Linked DNA regions of Homo sapiens: all the other regions are linked to region 1. A link is a loop called in an ENCODE intact Hi-C map of the cell type or tissue named here. Cell type or tissue: PC-9. All regions are shown on one strand.

Evidence for each region. Hi-C counts contacts between places; a loop is a spot of excess contacts. Peaks named below come from ENCODE experiments on the same cell type or tissue, not always from the same donor. Only the 100,000 strongest peaks of a DNase experiment are listed, where the experiment ranks them.
Region 2: a loop joins it to region 1, with 10 times the contacts of the local background. A loop is called at or near these places in 11 of 110 quality-filtered maps.
Region 3: it touches region 1 in a loop (9-fold over the local background); 6 of 110 quality-filtered maps call a loop at or near these places.
Region 4: a loop joins it to region 1, with 8 times the contacts of the local background. A loop is called at or near these places in 6 of 110 quality-filtered maps.
Region 5: it touches region 1 in a loop (3-fold over the local background); 2 of 110 quality-filtered maps call a loop at or near these places.

What each region holds. Positions count from the first base shown.
Region 1 is chr3:11,057,901-11,062,900 of GRCh38, forward strand. LOC101927467 (a long non-coding RNA gene) reads left to right here and starts at 4,365. Exons shown (of 3, transcript NR_188517.1): 1 at 4,365-4,644. In PC-9, CTCF peaks have their summits at 1,810 (motif pointing left), 3,000 (motif pointing right) and 3,200; a DNase peak (open chromatin) is centred at 1,801; H3K4me3 peaks cover 296 bases; H3K27me3 peaks cover 1,522 bases.
Region 2 is chr3:11,649,246-11,654,245 of GRCh38, forward strand. It overlaps a transcript of VGLL4 not described here. Among named protein-coding and RNA genes, the nearest start is that of VGLL4, 7.8 kb to the left of the region's middle. In PC-9, CTCF peaks have their summits at 2,814 and 3,016; no DNase peak of the experiment used is centred here.
Region 3 is chr3:11,234,353-11,239,352 of GRCh38, forward strand. All of the region lies in intron 1 of HRH1 (histamine receptor H1), which reads left to right. It also overlaps the pseudogene CHCHD4P4. Among named protein-coding and RNA genes, the nearest start is that of ATG7, 36 kb to the right of the region's middle. In PC-9, CTCF peaks have their summits at 2,443 (motif pointing right) and 2,650; DNase peaks (open chromatin) are centred at 2,489, 3,959 and 4,659; H3K4me3 peaks cover 1,950 bases; H3K27ac peaks cover 3,055 bases.
Region 4 is chr3:11,134,869-11,139,868 of GRCh38, forward strand. It overlaps a transcript of HRH1 not described here. Among named protein-coding and RNA genes, the nearest start is that of HRH1, 17 kb to the right of the region's middle. RefSeq lists an enhancer at 1,735-2,934. In PC-9, no CTCF peak of the experiment used is centred here; DNase peaks (open chromatin) are centred at 2,203 and 2,703; H3K4me3 peaks cover 2,583 bases; H3K27ac peaks cover 3,522 bases.
Region 5 is chr3:10,972,477-10,977,476 of GRCh38, forward strand. No RefSeq gene overlaps it. Among named protein-coding and RNA genes, the nearest start is that of SLC6A1, 18 kb to the right of the region's middle. In PC-9, no CTCF peak of the experiment used is centred here; no DNase peak of the experiment used is centred here; H3K27me3 peaks cover 5,000 bases.

The DNA of each region.
Region 1 (5,000 bases):
ATGGATGAATGGATGGGTGGATGGATAGGTGGATGGATGGATGGGTAGATGGATAAATGGATGGATGAACGGGAGCATGGCAGGTAGGTGAGTGGGTGGGTGGGTGGATGGATGGATGGGTGGTTGGACGAATGGGAGTATAGGCAGGTAGGTGGGTGCGTGCATGGACAGATGGGTAAGCGAGGAAACAGAGGGAATGATACATTGGTGGATGAATAATAAGAAAACAGATAATAAAATAAATGGCGGAAGAATGGATGGGTGAGTAGGTGAATGGATGGATAGATGAATGATGAGAAGGCCGGATGGATGCACAGACAGACAGACAGATGGATGGATACAGTCCTTCCTCAATCGTTAGAGAGAGAAAAGCTCCAGTCTTTGGATTTCAAGGTTTGGAAGGTCCTTATACCTCTCCCAGCCCTTAACTTTAATGGTCACAATAGCAGTAACATATTTTTAAATCACCTTTTTAAAAATTAAGGTCAAATTTACATAACGTAGCCAGGCGCAGTGGTTCACGCCTGTAATCCCAGCACTTTGGGAGGCCAAGGTGGGCAGATCACTTGAAGTCGGGAGTTCAAGACCAGCTTGGCCAACATGGTGAAACCCTGTCTCTACTAAAAATACAAAAATTAGGTGGGTGTGGCAGCATGCACCTGTAATCCTAGGGGAGACTGAGGCAGGAGAATCGCGTGAACCCAGAAGCTGGAGGTTGCAGTGAGCTGAGATCCGGCCACTGCACTCCAGCCTGGGCGACAGAGTGAGAATCTGTCTCCCAAAAAAAAAAAGCTAACATTTTAAAGTGAACAATCCAGTACATTCACAATGTTGTACAATCACCACCTCTATCTAGTTCCAAAACATTTTCATCATTCACAGAAGATAACCCCATTAAGCAGTTTCTTCCCATCGTCCCCTCCCTCAGCCCCTGGAAACCACTAATCTACCGTCTGTCTCTGAATTTGTCTTTTCCGGACATTTCAAAGAACGCAGTCATGCAATTTGTGACCTTTTGTGTCTAGTTTCTTAAATAAGGCTTTTTGTGGGCAATAAAAACTAGTTTCTGAGGGCGGAGAGGAATCTGTAAAGTGGGCATATGACACCCCCTGCCTGGCCACTCCTGCTTAGGAGACCAAAGCGCTCCTGGAAGCAGCAGGGGCTGACAAGCAGGTGGGGGAGGACCCCAGCGACGCAGGCTCTCCTGTGCCACTCACTAGCAGGCTGGACAGGGACTGGAGGCATGCTAAGGTCCCTGGTTGCCTACCACCTGGCTTAGGGTCTGGCACTCAGTGGAAACTTAGTAAGTAGGAGATGGAGTGGCCTTCACTGAGTGGCGTGAGGAGGGATAAAGATTCCCCCACCTCCTGGCTGTGTCGTGGTCCCAGAAGGAGCCTCTCTTTGCCATGCATCAGTCCCCACAGAGCCTTGCCGTGTGCCAGGAGCCTCAGCAAACCTCTTCACTTAATGTCCCAAACAACTCTACAGAGCGGCTATCAGAAGACGCATTAGCAGAAAGGTGGCCAAGCTGGGTTGAGTGTGTTCCCCAAGTATACAGCAACAGCCCCTGTGCTCTTTCCGCTGCAACATCCTGTCCCTTCTCTCCTCTTCCTCCTCTCTGCAGGATCCCTGCTATCGACATATGATTCAAACCCTAGGGGATTTAGGCCCCTGTGTCTCATCCACAGCACCCTTTTTCTTAATCATTTCCTGCTGCCTCCGAGCCCCAGACAGGCTCCCTCTTTCCCGGCATCTCTCTATGCTCCCCTCTGCAGGCAGCAGCCAAAGACATCTCCGTGGTACAAGTCGGCCATCTGGTGTCTACATAGAGTATAGCAGCCACAGAGGGAAATCAAGGGTGAGAATTCCCTGCCAGGGCAAAAGCACGACCTCACCTCACAGCTCAGGGAGGAAGGTGCAGGGGATGGGGCCCTAATTTAATCTGGGCTCTCCATCTGTGACTTGCCCTGTGCTAGGTGCTTTACCTGCATTGATCTCAGTTAATCCTCACCTTGGTGCTACAAGAACTACTCCTTACTGTATGTAGTAGGGGCTCCAAAATACTTGTGATAAAAGGACAAATACTCTATGATTCTACTTACATGAGATCCCTAGAGCAGTCTAATTCATAGAGACAGAAAGTAGAATGCTGGTTTCCAGGGGCTGGGTGAGGGGAACAAGGAGTGAGGGTTTCATGGGTGCAGTTTCAGCTGGGAAAGATGGGAAGAGTTCTGGAGATGGATGGTGGTGACTCTGCACAGCAATGTGAGCGGACTCAGTGCCAGCAAGCTGCGCACCTAAAAATAGTTAAATGGTAAATCCTATGTTACATATCTTTTACCTCCATTTTTTAAATAACTATATGTGAGTGAATCAGCTAAGAAGAAATGAATAAATGCATAAGTGAATTGATGAATGCATAATGAAGATAATAATACCATTTATGGAATACTTAGTATGTGCTAGTCATTGTGCAAAGTGTGTTTCAACTGAGAAGTGTTTTTATGAAGCCCCAACCCTGGCAGGCCCTGCTTGCGGCTTTTGGGATACAGCAGTGAGCTAAGTTGCTACCACGCTACAGCTGACATTTTGTGGGCGAGATAGTAAACAAGGGATATTAAAATATCAGACGGTGGTACGTGCTATAAAAGAAAAAAAAGGCAAAGCGAAAGGATGGAGAATGGCTTGGAGGAAGGTGGGAGAGCTCCTTCTGATGGGCGTCATTTCAGTTTCACAGATGAGGCATGGGAGGCTCGAGTGCTCCCCAAGGGTCACACATCTAGGAAGTGGTCCAGGCAGGAACTGAAGCCAGGTCTGTCAGAGCCCAGCCCTGGAGCTCCTAACCACGCCGTGACCACACCAGGGAACGGTGTTGTCTCTTGGCTCACACCCTGAGGCACGCACTTCAACCCTCTGAGGGCCTCAAAGCTGAGTCCCAGGGTAGGAGCGGGGTCTTCCTTTCCCACAGGCCGCCGGCTTCTGGAGGCGCAGATGGATCGTGTGTCCAGCAGGTGGCGCCGCGGCCCGACTCGGGCGCCCCAGCAGAACCAGCCTGCCAGTTGAGTCTGTGCCAGGCTGGAGAGCGGGGCGCGGGCAGTAGGTACCTGAAGCGAGGCTCGGCCGGAGGCTTCGGGCAGAGATGTGCTGCTGTCAGTCGGGCAGGCCAGCTTTAGCGGCTCAGCCCTGCAGGTCACTTCCAGTTATGGGACTTCCGCCCACTGTGAGCTTCCCCCTCTGAATGCAACCGGGTTGTCCACCCCTTCCTCCAGGCTGCGGGAAAACGGCATGAGCCCACACCTTCATCCCTTTGAGAGGTGACAGCGTGCTGGCAGCCCTTGCTTGCTCTCGGAGCCTCCTCGGCCTCGTTGCCCACTCTGGCTGTGCTTGAGGAGCCCTTCAGCCCGCCGCTGCACTGTGAGAGCCCCTTTCTGGGCTGGCCGAGGCCGGAGCCGGCTCCCTCAGCTTGCAGGGAGGTGTGGAGAGAGCAGCGCGGGCGGGAACCGGGGCTGAGCGCGGCACTTGTGGGCCAGCGTGAGTTCCAGGTGGGCGTGGGCTCCGCGGGCCCCACACTCAGAGCGGCCGGCCGGCCTCGGGCAGTGAGGGGCTTAGCACCCGGGCCAGCAGCTGCGGAGGGTGCGCCGGGTCCCCCAGCAGTGCCCGCCCACTGGCGCTGTACTCGATTTCTCGCTGGGCCTTAGGTGCCTCCCCACGGGGCAGGGCTCGGGACCTGCAGCCCACCATGCCTGAGCCTCCCCCAACGCCATCGGCTTCTGTGCAGCCCGAGCCTCTCTGACGAGCGCCGCCCCCTGCTCCACGGCACCCAGTCCCATCCACCGCCCAAGGGCTGAGGAGTGCGGGCGCAAGGCTCGGGACTGGCAGGCAGCTCCACCTGCAGCCCCTGTGCGGGATCTACTGGATGAAGCCAGCTGGGCTCTTAAGTCTAGTGGGGACTTGGAGAACCTTTATGTCTAGCTAAGGTATTGTAAATACACCAATCAGCACTCTGTATCTAGCTCAGGGGTTGTAAATGCACCAATCAGCACCCTGTGTCTAGCTCAAGGTTTGTAAATGCACCAATCAGTGCTCTGTCTAGCTGATCTGGTGGGGACTTGGAGAACCTTTATGTCTAGCTAAGGGATTGTGAATACACCAATAGGCACTCTGTATCTAGCTAATCTAGTGGGGACTTGGAGAACTTTTGTGTCTAGCTCAGGGATTGTAAACGCACCAATCAGCACCCTGTCAAAACAGACCAATCAGCTCTCTGTAAAACAGACCAATCGGCTCTCTGTAAAATGGACCAATCAGCAGGATGTGGGTGGGGCCAGATAAGAGAATAAAAGCAGGCTGCCCAAGCCACCAGTGGTAACCTGCTCGGGTCCCCTTCCAGTCTGTGGGGTATTTCCTCTTTTGCTGTTTGCAGTAAATCTTGCTGCTGTTCATTGTTTGGGTCCACACTGCCTTTATGAGCTGTAACATTCACTGTGAAGGTCTGCAGCTTAGCTCCTGAAGCCACTGAGACCACGAACCCACCAGAAGGAAGAAACTCTGAACACATCCGAACATCAGAAAGAACAAACTCTGGACACACCGCCTTTAGGAACTGTAACACTGACTGAGAGAGTCCCAGACTTCATTCTTGAAGTAAGTGAGAGCAAGAACCCACCAATTCCGGATGCACCTTCAGCAGTGCTTCCTTGAGAACTTCCTGGGTGCCAGGCCGGGGGACTCAGCAGGAAATAAAGCCTACAAACCCCGCTGCCCTCCCCTCAGGGAGGCTCCGTTCTTGGGGAGGGGAGACAAACAATAACCTAGAGGAACCAAGTGTGCGTTATGCTAGGGAATGGGATGTGGAGCAAATAATGAGATGGAGAAGGCAGAGGGGAAGTGTGTGGTCACAGGTTAGACGTGTAGACGGTCAGGCGCCAAGGAAGACCTGCTGAAGAGCGACCCTGGAGCAAGGGAGGTGAAGGGATGCACGGATGCACAGGGAAAGGCAC
Region 2 (5,000 bases), 590 kb after region 1:
GTTAACTGAAAACAATAAAAATCGGATATAAAACTAAAACACACATTATTCACCAACTGTGCTAATGTATTTATGAAAACATACATATATATATAGGAAAAAGTATACATTAAAAAGACTGGAAAGTATTCCAAAATGTTAATAGTGCCCATCTTTGAATGGTGGGCATTTTTTCCATTTTCCTGAATTTCTAACTAGCCTACAAATAGTTTATTCTTCCTATAATGAAGATGCGGATAAGGAAAGTTCTTGATTTTTAAAAAGCAGCAACACAATGAAATAATATTCCCTGGTGAGACATAAGCAATGGATATGTATATCTTATTATAGCTTACATATCTCATGATATCTCCTTTTGATTTGGGTTTAACAACTTAAAAATAATAAGAATCCAAACATTTCTTTAGAACTTTGGAACATTCAAAGATGTTTAAGATGGGGTATCTGTCTCAAAGAGCAAAATTGACAGAGACAGCTCTACACTTGCAGAGCTTATAGACATGTGTACGTGCTTTTTATCTTCTACTGCTTACTAATTATGTCATATGTCAGTACCAATTCCCCCAAACTAGACCATAAGCTTCTAGAGGGAAGGAAAGCTAAGCCTCAGTCCTTAGAGTAAAACTCCCCCACAGCACACAAGTGCTCTATTTGGTTTGGTTTGGTTTGGTTTGGTTTGGTTTGGTTTGGTTTGGTTTGGTTTGGTTTTTTTGAAACAGGGTCTCCCTCTATTGCCCAGGCTAGAGTGCAGTGGCTCAATCACAGCTCACTGCAGCCTTGACTTCCCAGGCTCAAGTGATCCTTCCAACTCAGCAGGACCACAGGTGCATGCCACCGTGTCTGGCTAACTTTTTTTTTTAATCATTTTTTGTAGAGACAGGTTCTCACTGTGTTACCCAGGCTGGTCTTGAACTCCTGGCCTTAAGCCATCCACCCGCCTCGGTCTCCCAAAGTGCTGGGATTACTGGCATGAGCCACCACGCCTGGCCCAATAAGTGCTTTATAAATGTTAATTATGGTTGTGCCTCAGCATCTTTGTGGAATAATGGCAATATGACGATAGAAGAAAGCCCAGGCTAATTACTAGGCTGATCTGTTTAATTAGCTAGAGGTTTGACTACCACTTTAGAATAGATCACCAAAACTGCGAGCTGTGTAATAAAAGCCAAATACTCTTCTATTTAATATCAGCCTGTGGAAAGAAAAGCCAAATGATCAAAATCACTCCCCAGACATTTATTTAAAATAAAATGCTTTCATTTGAGCACTTGAAGAGAGGGGAAAGTTTTAATGTTAAGTCTAACATAACATCTCCAAATACCACATTAGAAAATATGAGTAACCCTACTGCGCTATCTGTTTCCCCTACTGGGTTCCGCTGTGCTCTTCCTCCCAGGGTTTCAAGTAAGCTGGATATTTAGTTAATACTTTCATTTTAAAGTGCTTTTTTTCTCTTCTTGCTACACATAGAAAACACACACACACACACACACACACACAGACACACACTTTAACCTGATGTAAATAATATTCAAAACAGACCTTACTAATAACAAGAAAATAAGTTTGACTATTCCTTGAGCTAAAGCATCAGTTAAACAATAAGTTGGAGGTGCAAAACTGTCATGTTTCAGAGGATCTCTAGGTCCGTCGCAATTTACCAGCACATTCCTCAGTGTACTAAGAACAGTACCAATGATGATGATGATGGTGGTGTTTGTAAAACACTACACTGGTCAACACATTTTTGCTTCGTAATCTACTTAATTTAATTACTAAGACAAGGTTGTAAGAAGGAAAGCATAGAAAAGGGTTTAAGGGACCAGGCGCGGTGGCTCACGCCTGTAATCCCAGCACTTTGGGAGGGCGGGTGGATCACCTGAGGTCAGGAGTTCGGGACCAGCCTGACTAACATATTGAAAACCCATCTCTCCTAAATACAAAAAAATTAGCCAAGTGTGGTGGCAGGTGCCTATAATCCCAGCTACTTGGGAGGCTGAGGCAGGAGAACTGCTTGAACCCAGGAGGCGGAGGTTGTATTGAGCCAAGATTGTACCATTGCACTCCAGCCTAAGCGATAGAGTGAGACTCAAAAAAAAAAAAAGAAAGAAAGAAAAAGAAAGAAAAGGGTTTAAGGTAAAACCTAGCATTGAGTAATAAAAAAGGAAGACTTAAGAAACCAAACTTTCTTTTCTTTTAAACATTGTTTAGAATGCAAATTCCTTAAAGGCCTAGCTGAATTACCAACCCCCCGCCCCCACCAAGAACCATTAGCTAGGATTAATCTCTTCATCCTGCATTATTTTAGGTTTATTCTATACTTCATTCTAAAACAAAGCAGACTATAAGATAGTTTCTGTGTCTGTCCCCTACCATATTATAAAGACTGCTTTGTACACGGTAGGTCAACAACTAAGCTGCTGAGTTAAAGGAGAAACCAAAACAAAACAAACTTCAAATGCCTTAAATATCAATGACGTACAGTAAGTACCAGGGAGTAGCTGATTTAAAAAAAAAAAAAATCAGCGACATAAACCAAATATCTAATAAGCTCCCTTTGTTGTTACTTTCTTTTAAGAATTCCTAAATATATCATAAAATAGTGATTATTTATACAACTTGGGGCTGCTCAAGGATGATTTTTTTAAAAGGACAGTATTTTGTGGAATTTTTCACAAAAGCAAATATCATTAAACTATGTCTTAGATTTTATTATTTACAAAATACTACCATTTGTAAGTTAAAACACACTCAACTTCTATTAAGTAGCGACTGATCATTCTCTGTAATATAAGATTTTAACACAAATCTATGGACTTTTCAAAAACTTTAAATGGGTCTTCAGATCATATTTAAATTTTCAATACAACACCACCCTCTAGGGGTGAACTTTAAATTACAAAGACCATTTTGAAAAAGCAAACTGCAGAATTCGTGCTATTCTTGCCTGATGTGCATTATATTTCAAATACAAAAATAAACCTTATTTTATTTAATATTAAAATTCATAGAAAATATCTTTTAACAAATAGTTTAATTCTTACTAAACTCTGCAAAAGTTAAAACAAAATACAAAATCAATTAAATTGATGCCAAGTGATTAAATAGGAAATGTGCTTTCACATAAATTTAACCTTAATAATCCTAAAAAGTGCAGACTGGGAATGGTGTTTTTTGTTTTTTTGTTTTTTTGACATGGAGTCTAACTCTGTTGCCCAGGCTGGAGTGCAGTGGCGCGATGTCTGCTCACTGGCAACTTCTGCCCCCCGGGTTCAAGCGATTCTCCTGCCTCAGCCTCCAAAGTAGCTGGGATAACAGGCACGTGCCACCACGCCCGGGTAATTTTTGTATTTTTATTAGAGATGGGGTTTCACCATGTTGGACAGGTTGGTCTCGAACTCCTGACCTCAAGTGATCCGCCCATCTCAGCCTCCCAAAGTACTGGGACTACAGGCTAAGGAATGGTGTTTTAAATAAATCAGAATAAATCAGTGCGAGGGAAGGGAATTTAATTAGATTAGCATCCCCAAGAAAAGAGAAATCTCTTGCAAAACACTTTAACTTGTTAGTTTTACAACTACTGTCTTACATGTTTGACAATACAAATATTTTCTTGCATGTTTACATACATGATTATTTTAGTGATTTTCGCTACTACAACCAATTTAGGTTCAGTAAGTCCCATTCAAAGAACATTCACAATTAAAACGCTATTCTGATATTCACTTTGTACCAAGTCATAATTACTCATAGATGTATTCCTGCAAGATTGACTAGAACTGACTTCCATGGTAAAAATAGAAGAACTGGAGAAAATGTCCCAAATATTCAACAACTGAAGGGCTAAGTTCGCTGCTAGCCCCAATGTGTGACCCAACTTCATTTCACAGGTCAGTCTGCCTGCACAGTGCTTCATTCATTATGCAGCACGCTAAGCACCTCCACAGTCATCCTTCCAACCAGTTAGGGTGCCGTCCAGGAAAGAGAAATCATGGCTGTTATTTATATAGGGAGAATTTTAATGTATCCCACCTCCACCTATTCCTTCTTCCAGTAACTACCCCCATAGGGTAACTTACTATCCTAACCTTTAAGAACGTAGATCAGTTGTATAACACTTTATAGAAAGAGAATCGTATGATGCTAGCTACTCTTGTGGCTGGATTCCTTCACTCCACATATTTTATGAGTGGTAGCATTATTTTTATGTGCAGTTGCATAGCATTCATTTGCATTGCTGTCTAGTACTCCATTACTCCAATATATCGCAGATCCTTCATTCTACCACTGATGGGCATTTAGGTAGTTTCTACCTGGGGGTTATTATAAATAGTGCTGCTATGAATATTCTAGTGTGTGTCTCTTATCAGCCTCGGAATGCATTTCTGTCGCACATGTACTCAGAAGCAGATACGCAGAAAGTGTATGTTCAGCTTAAGTAAATATTGCCAAATAGTTTTCCACAGCAGTTGTACCCGTTTATACTCCTACCAGCAGGGTATGAGATTTCAAGTTGCTCCCCATCCTTGCCAACAGTTTTCCAACTCTTTCATTCCTGTTATTCTGGTAGGTCTGGAGCAGCCACACTACGACTTTACTTCGCACTTCTCTGATGGACAGTAAGAACTCTGTGACACTTGTAGCAGGCAGAGGGATAGAATTCACCCGAGACAACACAGAGGGAAGGGCCCCGGCCAGAGGCTCTCAACCAAGGAGATTCTGCCCTCCTCAGGAGACATCTGGCAATGTCTGGTTATTTCAAATTTGGGGGTGTTGTTAACATCTAGTGGTTAGGAGCCAGGGATGCTGCCAAACATCCTACAATGCATAGGACACCCCCCACCACCACCACCACAACAAAGCATTATTTGGCAAAAGTGACAATAATGCCACAAATCAAGAAACCCAAATCAAGCAAATCATTATTGGGCATTTTCTCCTTAGCCAAATCATCATTCTCTGATACAGCACAAGAGGTCAATGTCCTATTGTCTTAAAAT
Region 3 (5,000 bases), 180 kb after region 1:
TCATCCTCTTGGGGATAGAGGTCTGGGTATTTCTGCAGGCATTCCTGCATGGCCCGGAACCGGTCTACACAGTCTGACCCCTTGATCTCCTCCGTGCTATAGTGGAAGCAGGAAAAGGCTGACTTGAACTGTTCCCCACAGGGGCCGCTGGCCATTCCCCCAAGGCATGGACGGTTCCAGTTAATGTCTTCATTGGTAGTATCAATCCATGCTCCTCGTATGGATCGTTGGGGTCATCAGCCACCAATTCTGCATTGCTTGGAGTTTCATGGTCTTCTTTGGTTATAAATATGATTCGATCCTTCCCTTCCTGCCGGCAGTAGGACATGGCTGCAGCCCTGCCCTGAGACCTTGCAGAAGTGGCGGTGGCAGCAGCTGTAGCTTCACGCCATGACCTCCCTCTCCTCAGGCAGGGCGGGCACCTCTGGGTTCTTATTTCAATTATTATTTCCATTCTAAATTTCCATTGCTGCTTCTTTATATTTTCTGTTTCTTTGCTGAGACTTATTTTTTTCATGTGTCTCAATTGTGTTCACATTTGCATGTTGAAGCATTTTTATGATGATTACTTTAAATGTTTTGGCCGGGTACGGTGGCTCACGCCTGTAATCCCAGCACTTTGGGAGGCTGAGGTGGGCGGATCACGAGGTCAGGAGATCGAGACCATCCTGGCTAACACAGTGAAACCCCATCTCTACTAAAAATGCAAAAAATTAGCTGGGCGTGGTGGCATGTGTCTGTAGTCCCAGCTACATGGGAGGCTGAGGCAGGAGAATAGCTTGAACCCAGGAGGCAGAGATTGCAGTGAGCCGAGATCACACCACTGCACTCCAGCCTGGGTGACAGAGTGAGACTCCATCTCAAAAAAAAAAAAATGCTATTAGAAATCCCTTCTCATTTTTTGATGTGAAAAATGATTTTCAATTGAAATATGGAAATTTTAGGTATTATAAGACCTAGGATCATATTTAAATCTCCTGATTTATCTGCTTTTGACTGACACTGCTGTAGCAGAGGAAGCCGGAGGACACACGGGGAGAGTATGCTGCCTCATTACTTCCAGGTGGAGGTAGACGTCCTGGCTCCCCACTTCGCTTCTCTTGACACTTGAAGGGCGTGGCTTCCTCACTGTTGCTGAGCAGATGTGGGAGCTCCATCTCCCCACTAGGCCTCTGCAGATAAGTCCCCAGCTGGGAGGGATGAGAGTGCCTCCTCACTGCTCCCCATGCACCCCTACTGACACCATGGGGGTGGGTGCAGGGCTTGTCACCACCTGACAGGATGCAAGTCCCGGCTCCCTGCTAGGAATGGCGGGGACGCCACCCCAGCAAGGGGAGTTGAGTCACTTCATTACAGCTTGACAAGGGTGGAAGTCTTGGCTGCCCTCCCCACTTCACCTCATCTGGCTAGGACAGGAGCGGGGCACAGTGTTTTTCTATGGTGTTTGGCTGAAATAGAGCAGGTGTTGTCTAAAAGTTTTCTACTTTGCTAGGCAGCCTCTTTCCCAGTCCTTTGGCTGGACACAGCAGGCTTTTGTTTTGCCTGTGCCGATTGCCATTTCTGAGCTGCCAGCTACTTCAGGTCAAAATCTCTGATGTATGTGGCCAAAAAAAAGCCCAGGGAATTCATCACTGTGTCGCTCATTGGGCCCCAATGTTCCTCACTGCTTTGCCTTTGCCTCTCCACCTGTCAGAGTCTTCTTGTGTTTGCTTTAAATATAACATCCAGAGTTTTAGTTGTACTAAGCAGAATAGAGAAAGTACCTCTACTCAATCTTCCTGAAAGAAGACATCTCAATATGTTTTAAAAGCTTTTGACACAGTGGCTCACGCCTGTAATCTCAGCACTTTGGGAGACTGAGGCAAGTGGATCGTTTGAGACCAGCCTGGCCAACATGGTGAAACACTGTCTACTAAATACGTAAAAATTAGCCAGATGTGGTGGCAGGTGCCTGTAATCCCAGCAACCTGGGAGGCTGAGGCAGGAGAATCACTTGAACCAAGGAGGCGGAGGTTGCGGTGAGCTGAGATCGTGCCATTGCACTCCAGTCTGGGAGACAGAGCGAGACTCCGTCTCAAAACAAAACAAAACAAAACAAAGCTCTCAGGCAGGCAGAGTTGAGAATTACTGGTATAGGCTGGCACCTCCATGAGAATAGGAACTGTGTTCATCCGGTGGCTATCATAATATCTGTACCTGGCAAGAATATTCATCAGTGAAGATTTTGTGGATGGTTTGATGGAAGGAAGGGAGAATGAATGGATAGATAGATGAATGAATAAATGAATCATCTGTGATTATCAGAATAGAACTAGGAACCAGATCGAGTCACACTCATCTATGCCCCTATATATAAATAACTTCTATATATAAATATATAAATAACCCCTGTATATAAATACCCTGGCCCCAGAACCAGCAAGAGGGCTTGACCAGCAGGTGGTGCTAAAGAGCCCCAGGTGTGGGATGAGGTGGCAGCTGCAGGCAGGTGTCCATCAGGTCACTTGACTGAAAGAGACAAAAGTTACAGGAACTGGTAATCACCTGGGAGCTCTCTCTTATAAATGCCGCATCTGCCTCTCTTTTTCTCCTGCCAGCTCTTTTATTTAGTTCAATATCATCAATCACTTTTTTTTTCCTCAAGAAGAGAACAGCCTGAATGACTTTGGTCTTTGAAAGTGTATTTCTCAGAGTTTAATCTCCAAGGATTCGGAACAAAATGAACACATTATTCATCCTATCCTGAAATGATACTTGTGTGTGTGCTGGGTGTGGTGGTGTAATCACTGTGTCCTTGTCTCATGTTAGCACGGATATCCATATTTTCGAATTCCTTGGAATCTTTATTTAAAGCGTTTGTTTATTTTCCTCTTTTCACAGTGAAAAAGAGGATGATGTATTCACTGTATCCTTTTCTCACGTTAGCACGGATGTCCATGTTTTCAATTCCCTGGAATCTTTATTTAAAGTGTTTATTTATTTCCCTCTCTTCACAATGGAAAAGAGGATGGAGTGGGGGGAGTATGTGAAGTTCACTGGAAGGTCTTAGCAGATGGGTGCCACCTGGGCCTTTAAGTGAAACTTGCTCTTCAGTCACTCTGGGATCTCTTAGTGCAGGCACCAAGCCCTAAAAACTCCAGAAGCCTCTCTTTCCACATCATTAAAATGGGAGGCTGGGGGCAGAATTATTTTGGTGAGGTTACCAGCACGGTAAACGATTAAGGATTAAACGATTGAGGATTAAACGATGCAATATGGAAACTCTCCCAGCCTGATGCAATCCTGAAAATATTTCTTTTCTTTTTCTTTTCCTTTTTTTTTTTTTTTTTTTTTTTTTTTTTGAGATGGAGTCTTGCTCTGTCAACCAGGCTGGAGTGCAGTGGCGTGATCTCAGCTCACTGCAACCTCTACCTCCCAGGTTCAAGCAATTCTCCTGCCTCAGCCTCCCGAGTAGCTGGGATTACAAGCATGCGCCACCACGCCCTGCTAATTTTTTTGTATTTTTAGTAGAGACGGAGTTTCACCATATTGGCCAGGGTGGTCTCGAACTCCTGACCTTGTGATCTGCCCACCTCAGCCTCCCAAAGTGCTGGGATTGTAGGCGTGAGCCACTGCGCCCAGCCTCTCCCTTGCTTTTTGAGGTCAGAAAGTAAGAGATAACTGAGCTGGGCTTTTAATGCTGCCTTTGTTTGTTTGTTTGTTTGTTTGTTTGTTTTGCCATTTAGTGATAATATCCTTCAGTTTCCCTTTCCTGCACTTAGCTTTAAAAATCCCAGCCTGTCACACCAGGGCTGGGGGTTGTGGGGAGCAGACAAACAATCAAACAAGTTCAATCTCTTAAACCAAATTATAAAATGAGAAAGATCACAGATGTGCGGGAGGAAAGGGTTTGATGTAGCTCAGTCATTCCTCTCCTTCCACTTCTGATGACTAATTTAGAAGTTACGCATAACATCTCACTGCCCCTTTCACAAGAAATCATGATATCTATTTTATCTAAATCTTGGTTCTGGCTAAAGCAGTTCTTCCGCTAAGCAACTAGTTTGTTTTCATTTAAATGAAACTGAAGAATCTTATAGCTGATCCTGTTTCCCAGCACTGGTGTAGTGAAATAGATTTTAAAAACAGACAGATCTGGAACCCAGAGCAGCCTCTTTCTTCATCCACTGAAAAATTTTAAAAACAACTTGATTGAGGTGTAATTTACCTATCATAAAATTCACCCATTCTAAGTGAATCATACAATTCAGTTATCGTTAGTAAATGTACAGAGTTGTATAAACATCATCAGAATCCAAGTTTAGAACATTTCTGTTTTTTCCAAAAGATCCCTTCCTGTCCCCCCCTCCACTACCAGGCAACCACTAATCTATTCTCTGTCTCTATAAATTTGCCAATTCTGGACGTTTCATATAAATGGAATCATTCAATGTGTTGCCTTTTGTGTCTGGCTTCATTCACCTAGCATGATGTTTTTCCAGTTCACCCATGGTGTAGCTTGGAACAGTACTGTGTTTCTTTTTATTGACAAATGGACCACATTTTAATCAAAATCCATTCACCAGTTGATGAACATTTGGTTTTTTTCCACTTTTTGGTGGTTATGAATAATGCTATGAGTATCTGCATACAAGTTTTTCTGTGGTCACACGATTAGTTCTCTTGGGTATATATCTAGGTGTGGAATCACTGAGTCATATGGTAACTATGTTTAACCATTTGAAGAACTATCAGATTGCTTTTCACAGTAGCTGCACCATTTGACATTTCCACCAGCAGTGTTTCAGAGTTCTTCTTTCTCCACATCTTCACCAACACTTGTTATTGTCCTTCTTTTTAAATTATAGTCATCCTAGTCCATGTGAAGTGGTATCTCACTGTGGTTTTGATTTTCATTTCCCTAATGACTAATGATGTTGAACATCCTTTCATGTGCTTTTGAGCCATTCCTCTATCTTATTTGGTGAAATGTCTATATAAATCCTTTGCCTATTTATAAA
Region 4 (5,000 bases), 77 kb after region 1:
GGCATTAAGGGTTTAGGGGAGGAGAGGAGTCAAACGGTCCCTAGCAGAGCTGGAGAGAGAATGACTAGGGAGGCAGAGTATAATTGCTAGGCAGCATTGAGAGTGCTCTCAACATTCAAGGTCATGACTCAAGTGAACACAGTCAAAATGGTTGTGAAACACCATGTGAAAAACATGGCTTTTCTCTAGGCATGTTCTGCTGCATGGGGGTAAGGCAGGGTTGGCAGAAAGTGGGATACATTATGACCAGAGTGGTGGCTTAGCCAAGCAAGTTGGAAAACATCGATAATAAATGAGGAAATAAAGAACCTGGGAACATGTAATTCAGATTAAAAGCTCAAGACCAGGGGCAAAATTAGAAAGCAGAGGGAGGGAGAAAGAAGGAGAGGGGGAGAGAGTAGAAGAAAAAAAAGAAGGAAATGTGGTCATGTTTTACATTGGTTTTTGTTTTGTTTTGTTTTGTTTTTGAGAGAGACAGAGATAGAGTTTCGCTCTTGTTGCCCAGGCTGGAGTGCAATGGTGCGATCTTTGCTCACCGCAGCCTCCGCCTCCTGGGTTCAAACAATCCTCCTGCCTCTGCCTTTGCCTCCTGAGTGGCTGGGATTACAGGCACCTGCCACCACGCCAGCTAATTTTTTGTATTTTTAGTAGAGGCGGGGTTTCACCATGTTGGCCAGGCTGGTCTAGAACTTCTGACCTCAGGTGAACGAGGCCTCCCAAAGTGCTGGGATTACAGGCCTCGTGAGCCACCATGCTCAGCCCTACATTGGTATGATTAGATAACTGTGCCTCAGTGTGCATGAGTTCCAGATCTTGTACAGAGAAAATGTTTTCATAGGAAGGGTAAGGAGGGGCCTGAAGCAGACATGGAGGTGACAACTGAAGCACCTCCCCCTGTCTCCACCCCACCCACAACAAAACCAGCTTTTTTTTTTTTTTTTTTTTTTTTTTTTTGAGACAGCGTCTGCTCTGTCACCAGGCTGGAGTGCAGTGGCATGATCTCGGCTCACTGCAACCTCCACCTCCTGGGTTCAAGCGATTCTCCTGCCTCAGCCTCCTGAGTAGCTGGGATTACAGGTGCCCACCACCACACCCGGCTAATTTTTTGTATTTTTAGTAGAGACGGGGTTTTGCCATGTTGGCCAGGCTGGTTGCAAACTCCTGACCTCAAGTGATCTGCCTGCCTTGGCCTCCCAAAGTGCTGGGATTATAGACGTGAGCCACTGTGCCCGGCCCTAAACCCAGCTCATTTTAAACATTGGTTTCAATTCCATTCACCCTATGATGGAGCATCCTGCCCCTCCCCGACAACTCCCATACACCACTGAGCCTCCCCTACCCCAGGTGCCTGCAAGCCCCTCAGAGACCAAGGCTGTGTGCCAGGGCTTTTCTCTCCCAGAACATCCTTGATAGCCACATTTAGAAAACAGTCGCCAGAATGGCCTCTGTATTGCCAGCAGTTTGGCAGTGGGAAAGCCAGCTTTTGGCTTCCAGACAGGAAAAGCAAGGCGTGCTGACCACACACAGCCTGCACCTCAGTGACCCTCTGGCCAGAGGCTGCCTTAGGATTCTGGGAGGAGAGCTAGACCTGGTTCCCTGCAGCAACACCTTGGGAGGTTAAAAAATACAGATGACTGGGTCTCTACCCCAACCCAGCAGTAGGATCCAGGGATCCTTATTTCTAACAAACTCCCCCGATGATTCCAACACACGTCAAGGCTGGAAGCAACCGATTCGTTTCTTTGGGCCTCAGTTTCCCCATCCAACTTAAAACTCACACAGGAGTCTAGATAATCTTCTTTGAGCCTCACGGCCATCTAAAAAAATGTCATTGTTCCCATTTTTGAGATGGGAAGAATGGAGGTTTATAGAGGCAAAGGGATGAAGGGGTGGGCCACATGGTCATTAGTCTTTTTCGGCGCTGGGGTTTGAAGATCCTAAGACGACCTAAGGAAGGCAGCTGAATCCGCCTTCCAAACCCCTGGGGTAGACTCAGGCTCTCACACACCCAGGAGAGTCATTTCTAGGCACATCTTCTCGGGTGACTCATGAGCACCAAGGCAGGCCTGTGTGTCCAAGCGCCTGCACAGGCAGAAGCGAGGCTCTTTCCCATAACCGGAACCCTTACCGTGCCCCTAGCAAACTCCCAGCTCCTGCCTGACAAGTTACTGCCTAACCCGTGACTTATTTCGGGAATCCCTGACGCATTTCTTTACCGTCCCTCATTTCAAAGCACACCATGCCGGCAGCACTTGGAGGTGGTATGTGCTGGGAAACTGACCAACAGTTTAGTCAGACTGAGTCACTTCAAGGAGGGGAGTGGAGACAGCAGTGGGTGCCAGATGACACGGAGCTGTCGGCTTCCGTGTGCATTTTCTTTTGATAGTAGCCGTAGAGAAGTTGTCCGCCAGGCAGCCCTCAATGGGATTTTTCATTTAAGAAAAATCACTCTGCTCGTGCACTGATGGAGAAATGAACTACAAGAAGCAAGCCCTGAGGTCTGGAGACAGGAAGCTACTGAAACCAGCCAGGTGAGAGGCAATTACCGCCTAGACTCCGCTGGGGCGTGGGGAAGAGAATGGAGGGGTGACGGGCTCTGGGGGCTGATTAGATGCTGGAATGATGGGGGACGAGTCACCAGGGACTGAGGTGGCTGATTGGATGCTGGAGTGATAGGGAGGAGTTACTGTGGGCTGTGGTGACTGATTGGATGGTGGCACAAGGTGGGAGGAGTCATCATGGGCTGTGATGGCTGATTGGATGGTGGAGTGATGGGGGAGGAGTCCAGTCAGCCCCCAGTGTTCTGGCTTGAGCGTCTGAGTTATTGATTGAGTCCTTCTTGAGGATGGGGAACAGCGACCGGAACGGACCCTGTTATCTTCAGATTCACATCCTCCACGCCTGGCACATAGCAGGCCATCTGTAAAGGTACTGAGGTACTAAGTTGTCCTCTTGAGTGAGGCCACTGATACACTTTCTTTTGTTATGGCGGGAGAGTATCTGGTGCTCTGGCTGAGGAACTAAGGTCCCTACCAGCCCAAAAGGAGCCCCAGTGTAAATTAGAAAAAGGCAGTACCCAGAGAATGGGAGAAAATATTTGCAACTCATATAGTACACCTGATACAGGTGTACTATCCAGAATACACAAGGAACTCTTTTTTTTTTGAGACGGAGTCTCCCTCTGTTGTCCAGGCTGGAGTGGAGTGTCGTGATCTCTGCTCACTGCAAGCTCCGTCTCCCAGGTTCACACCATTCTCCTGCCTCAGTCTCCCAAGTAGCTGGGACTACAGGCGCCCGCACCACGTTTGGCTATTTTTTTTTTTTTTTGTATTTTTAGTAGAGACGGGGTTTCACCGTGTTAGCCAGGATGGTCTCGATCTCCTGACCTTGTGATCTGCCCGCCTCGGCCTCCCAAAGTGCTAGGATTACAGGCGTGAGCCACCGCGCCCAGCCTAAACAAGGAACTCTTACAACTCAACACACACACACAAAAAACAACCCAGCCAAAAAATGGGTAAAGGACTTGAACAGACATTTCTCCAAAGATATACAGATGGCCAGCCACAATGAGGTACCACTTCACACTCACTAGGAGGGCTATAAGAAAATGGACAATAACAAATGTTGGCAAGGATGTGAAGACATTGGAGCCCTCAAACATTTCTAGATGGAATGTACCACGGTGCAGTTACTTTGGAAAACAGTTTGGCAAGTTCCTCAAAAAGTTAATCGTGGGATTACCATATGATCCAACAAGACCATCCCCTGGTATATACCCAGAAAAATGGAAAACATCTGTTCACACAAAAACTTGTACAAGAATGTTCATAGCTGAATTTTTTTTTTTTTTTTTTTGAGTGCAGTGGCATGATCACAGCTCACTGCAGCCTCCATCTCCCAGGCTCAAGCAATCCTCCCACCTCGGCCTCCCAAGTAGCTGGGACTACAAGTGTACACCACCATGTCCGCCCAAATTTTTCATTTTTTATAGAGACAGGGTTTTGCCATGTTGCCCAAGCTGGTGTCAAACTCCTGGGCTCAAACAATCCTCCCACCTCAGCCTCCCAAAGTGCTGGGATTACAGATGTGAGCCACTGTGCCTGGCCATAGCTGCATTGTTCTTTTTTTTTTTTTTTTAGAAAGAATTTTGCTCTTGTTGCCCAGGCTAGAGTGCAATGGTGCGATCTCGGCTCACTGCAGCCTCTGCCTCCCAGGTTCAAGTGATTCTCCTGCCTCAGCCTCCCAAGTAGCTGGGATTACAGGCATGCGCCACCATGCCCGGCTAATTTTGTATTTTTAGTAGAGATGAGGTTTCACCATGTTGGCCAGGCTGGTTTCGAACCCCTGACTTCAGGTGATCCACCTGCCTCAGCTTCCCAGAATACTGGGATTACAGGAACGAGCCGCCCGCCTTTTTTTTTTTTATTTTGAGGTGGAATCTTGCTCTGTTACCCAGGCTGGAGTGCAGTGGTGCAATCTCGGCTCACTGCGACCTCCGCCTCCCGGGTTCAAGCAATTCTCCTGCCTCAGCTTCCCGAGTAGCTGGGATTACAGGCGCCTGCCACCACGCCCAGCTAATTTTTATATATTTGGTAGAGACAAGGTTTCACCGTGTTGGCAAAGCTGATCTAGAACTCCTGACCTCAGGTGATCCGCCCACCTCAGCCTCCCAAAGTGCTGGGATTTCAGGCGTGAGCCACCGTGACCCGCCTGTTCTTAACAGCCAGTGGATATAACCCATATGTCCATCAACTCATGAAGGGATACACAAATTGTGGAATATTCACACAATGCGATATTATCGAGCCATAAAAAGGAATGAAGTACAGACACATACCACAACATGGGTAAAACTTGAAAAGTTTTAATGCCAAATGAAAGAAGACAGTCACAGAAGACAGCAAATTATAGAACTCCATTCATATGAAAGTTCAGATTCATGGTCGCCAAGAGATGGGGAAAGGGGGGGAATTAGGAGTTATGGAGTTGTTTTTTGGGAT
Region 5 (5,000 bases), 85 kb before region 1:
ATGTGCACATGCCCAGTGTGAGTGTACATGAGTGTGTGGGTGTGTGTAAAGGGTGTGAGACCGATGTGAGTCTGTGGGTGGTGCGTGTGAACCCAGCAGGAGTCGGAGGGAGGGGGTGTTGTTTCAGTCGGCTAAGGCTGGTGACGCTGCAGTTACAAATGGCCCCCAGTCTCAATGGCTCACAGCAGCACAGATTTACTTCTCAGCATCTACCAGTTAATTTGCAGGTCACCTATGGCTCTGCTCTCTGTCAGCTGCATCCCAGGACCTAGAGTAAACGGGCAGCCTCTAGCTGGAACACTGCGGGTCACTGTGGCAGAGGGAAAAGAGCATGAAGGAGCCATGAACTGGTTTTCAAGGCTCCTGCGCAGAAGTGACTCCTCGCTCTTCCACCCTATTCTATGGCCAGAGTGGACACACAGCCGAGCCTGACTGCAACAGGATGGGAAGTGAAATCCCCTCTTGGGGAAGGCCAGGAAATACCTGTGAACAAGGACACAGGCTGCACGCCTGTGATTCCATGAGGAAAAGCACACGGCTTCCTTGACTTCTCCCTTGCATGTGGGTCCAAGTGAAAAAGAGCCAGTGTGCAAATCTGCCCTTTGGGGTGTCTTGCTTCTGGGTGCAAACACATATAGGCTGGTGTTTCTGGATTACAAAAATGTGTGATCACTGTGTGCAAAAGCCCGTGGACCAATGGACAGGTGCCAGAGCACGTGTGATGGGAAGAATGCGGGAAGGGAGTGCGTGTGTGTATCCTCACCCTCATCGCAGCACTGTCTGAACCCGTCTGTATATACACCGAACGCCCCCTACATTCACACCCGAGCATACGCTCCCTTCCACAAGGAAGAGGCTCTCGCAGATGGGACGTGAGATGCTCAATTTCCCAACTGATGATTTAGCAGGTTCATTCACCCCTCATTTGTGGCCATCTGTCACCTTCCACAAGGTGGCTGTCTCCACCTGGCCTGCACACTGTGGTTGCAAAGGAATGGCAGCAGGACCAAAATGCACAGCTTCTGTCCTCAGCTGCCAACTCTGAAGATGGGATCCCCCTCCCAGTTTCAGGACTGTCCTTCTAAGAGCTGCCCTGAGGGTTAGGAGCCCCGTAGGAGACAGGTCAGCCTTAAGCCTCCCCAAAAGATATGTCTCTTAATGCCTTAGACTCCCCCAAATCTCCAGCAACTTTTCTCTCCTCCTAGTCTGTCCCCACCTTCCTTAAATGGGCCTCTGGTGGGAAAAAGCCAGCCCCTAATAATCACTGAATCGCCACTCCTTGGGTGCTGGTCCTTGTGCCAGCACTTGACACGTCTCATTGACCTGTCACGAAACCCAGCAGACAGGGACTTCTGTTGTTCCCATTTGACAGATGAAGAAACTGAGACTCAGAGAGGTGCCCAACCTCACACAGCCCACTTACAGCTAAACGGGGGCTTCTACCAAGGCCTCCCTGTTCAGCCTTTTTCAATGGGTCCAGGCTGCTCAGGTCACCTCCTCCAGGAAGCCGACCAGACCAACGGCCTGGAGGGGCTGTAGCAGGACAGGAGTCCTAGATGTGGATGCTGAGGGAGGGAGAGCAGGCAGTCCAGGTCACTGTGTCTTCTTCTCTGGCAACACTCACTCCTCAGGTAGACTCAGAGATCCTCCCTCAGATAGACCTCCCTTTGGCCCTGACTCCAGCCTCTAACACATCCTAAAAACCAGCCTTCTGAGCTGTGGGTGATTTTATCAAGTCCCATCTCAACCACCGCCTGCCCTGGTGCCCCATCCCCCTTGGGATGGGACTCAGCCTCACACGTGCTCTATGAGGCCTGCGCACCTCTCCAGCTTTGGCACTCCATGCTCCCTCCTCTCTTCCTTCCTCACACCTCACACCCGCTGCGCTCCTTATTCCCTGGTCCCCTACCAGGAGCCCCTTTCCTTCTCCTTCCTGCTTTCCCTGTCCAACTCCTGACCAACTCAGCAAAGTCTTTCCACAACAGGGACCCCGTAGTTCCCTACCCCACCCAACAGTGGAATAGCACCCCTCACTCCACAAGGCAACCGCATCTCCACTGCTGAATTCCAAGTTCCCTGTTAACTGCCGCATCCTTGGCTAATCACTTAACAGAGACCCTTGATCTCCCCCGCCCCAGGCCAGGTATTACTATTCTAGAGACCAGCGTTATAAGAAAACGAAAATGGAAGGCAGAATGGAGAGTGACTCAGACTGGGCAGCAGCTGTCAGAAAGGTGTTCAGGGAAGGCTGGCAGTGACAAGCGCGCAGAGACCCGAACGATGAAGGGAGCCATCCCATCCGTGCAAAGCTCTGAGAGGAGGGCATGGCTGGCAGATGGAGGAATGGGCTTGGCATATTCAGGGCACACTCGTGTGGCTGCATTTTAGGCAGCTGGGGGAGGACAGGGTTTCAGCAAGGGAGCAAAGGGTTTCAAGAACGTTTTTATTCCATCTTTGAATACTCCAGGCCACCTCCTCCAGGGAGCCTTCTCTGATTGCCCATCCTTCATGTCTCTGAGCTCTCCCAGCCCAGACCCCTGAGGTAGGTTCCCAAACACCTCTTGGCCCCCTTAAGACGGAGGAGTGTCAGAGGATGGAAAAAGCATTTTACAACAGGGCCTTCCTCTGGTCCCAGGCTCCATGGCCAGGAGAGCATCTGTGGGGTTTGGATAGGGTCCCAAATGGGACAGTTGTCCTCTGTGTCAGCTCCAGCTCCAGTTAGCAGGTCCTTTGGGGAGGCAGGCTGGACTGGCTGGAATGAGGCTTGGTTATTTATGGATTTCAATTTCCCCACTCCTGCATCTCCTGGGTGTATCACAAGGAGGCTGCAGAAAAGAATTTTGCCTCAGACTAGCAGAGGGATCCAACTGCCACGTGAATCAAACACCTCTAGGGGACCCATGGACATTTAGGGGTAGTGTCTGAGAGATAAAAAGAGACTGCACAAAGGGCTCTAGGCTGGGAGTCAGAAAACCAGGTTTCTAGTTCTGGCTCTGCCCCAACTTTAGGGAAGCCCTTCTCTGGGCCCCAATTTCCACCTTAATAAAGACAGACATTAATCTAGGTCAGGGATCAATGAGTTTTTTTGGTAAGATATTTAGGTAAGATATTTGGTAAGGTAAGCCATACAGTAAATATTTAGGCTTTGGGGGCCTTATGGTCTCTGTCACAACTACTTAATTCTGCTCTACAGCCATAGACAGTATGTGAGCAAATGGGCATGGCCATGTTCCAGTAAAACCTTACTACAAACAGGTAGTAGGCAGAATTTGGCCTGTGGTCTATAGATTGGTTTCCTGTGACCTAGGTGACCCTTCTGATAGGTTGCAAGCAACAAAATCCCAATGCTAAGTGCTGTAAGCTAAACATTACCTAGGTCAGAAGGACTTACTGGGTCACATAAAAGTCCCAGGGAGACATCAGGCATGGCTGGATCCAGGGACTCAAATGATATCATTAGGACTCACTAAACACTCTTTCATGGGGGAAACATGGCTGTCAGCATCAAGAGTTCCAGGATTTATTTTGATTGGACCAGCTTGGGTCATGTGCTCCTCCCTGAACCAATCACTGTGGTGGAAGAGATGAAGTTCTCCTGATTGGCCAGGCTTGGGTCATGTGCCCATCTCTAGTGCTGGAGGTGAGTCGAGCCCTACCTAAACTACATGATCTGGACAGAGTAAAGGGGTGGTACTCCTGAGGAAATTTGGGGTGCTCTTGCTGAAAGAAAGGGCAATGTACAGGGCTGCACTTGCATATAGTGAACCTTCATGTAAATTAGAACAGCACCCCTCTGGGTGGACGTAGCCCCACACTTTGGCTTGGCCAGTGGAGCACAGACTGGATTTCAGCCCACATTCCTCCCACCCCCGGGTCAGACACCTGTGTGGGGAATGACATGCGCTCATGGTGCATGGGACGGCCCTGGGAGTAGACTCCACCAGATGTCCATGTGGCCCTTCCAGGTGGACAGTCAGGGGTTCATTGCATGGAGTTTGTTCTCAAAGTTTTTTGTCACGATGTCATTGTTTCTCTCTGGATAATAGTAGCCACCTCCTGGATGCCTCTTAGTCCCCAGTCACTCTTCCCATCCAACCTATACACACACCATCACCAGATTAATTTTCCCAAAGCTTCCAAGTCAATCCCCTGCTCAAAAAACCTACTTAGCTTCCCCTGGGCACCAGAGCAAGGTCCTCATACCTCAGTCTCATGCTCAAGGTATCCAGTGGTCCCTCCTTAGTTTCTCTTCTCAGGCTTCTCTCTTCCACTTTTTATGCTGGACTAAGAGTTCAAGCCTTGAGTTGGCCCCATCATTCATTAACCATGTGACCTTGAACAAATCCCTGTCCCTCTTTAGGCCCTCAACCTCCTCATCTGTGAATTTGGGGATTACCATTGATGTATCTTGAGAAACATGAGTCATTTTTACACTATAAAATATTACACAAACACCAAGTGTTACTATTATGTCTCCTCCCCTCGTAACAGAAGCCCTCATAACAGTCATAATTCACATTTCACTAGAGTGTAGGCCCTACATTGACCTGAAAATTTCACCCAAATATGTCTGGGAAGCCCCAAGAGATATCTCCTAGGTTCTCACCAACCAGCCTGGCAGCACTAGTTGCCTATAACAGCTGCCACCCTCTATCTCTCCAGCATCCACATTTGCTGTCCCTGCTGATGCCTGGGCTCAAGGTGCTGTCCTCAGCTGTCTCTCAAGATGCTGGACTGATGCTGTAGCCAAGCATATCTGGGGACAAGAAAGGGATCCTCTCTTTCACACCTGTGGGGCTGGGCAGAGCCCCCTGGGCCCAGAGCCTCATGCAGACCCCTATGGAAGAGACCTCTTCAGCTTCCACCATAGCCTCTTCCTCTAACAGCCCAGCCCAGGAGTTTCTGGCCTTCCACGGTGCAAAGAGAACTCAGGAGGTCCGTGAACTTGCATGGGGAAAACATTACAGCTTTATTCTCATCCATTTCTTTACAGTAGGAAT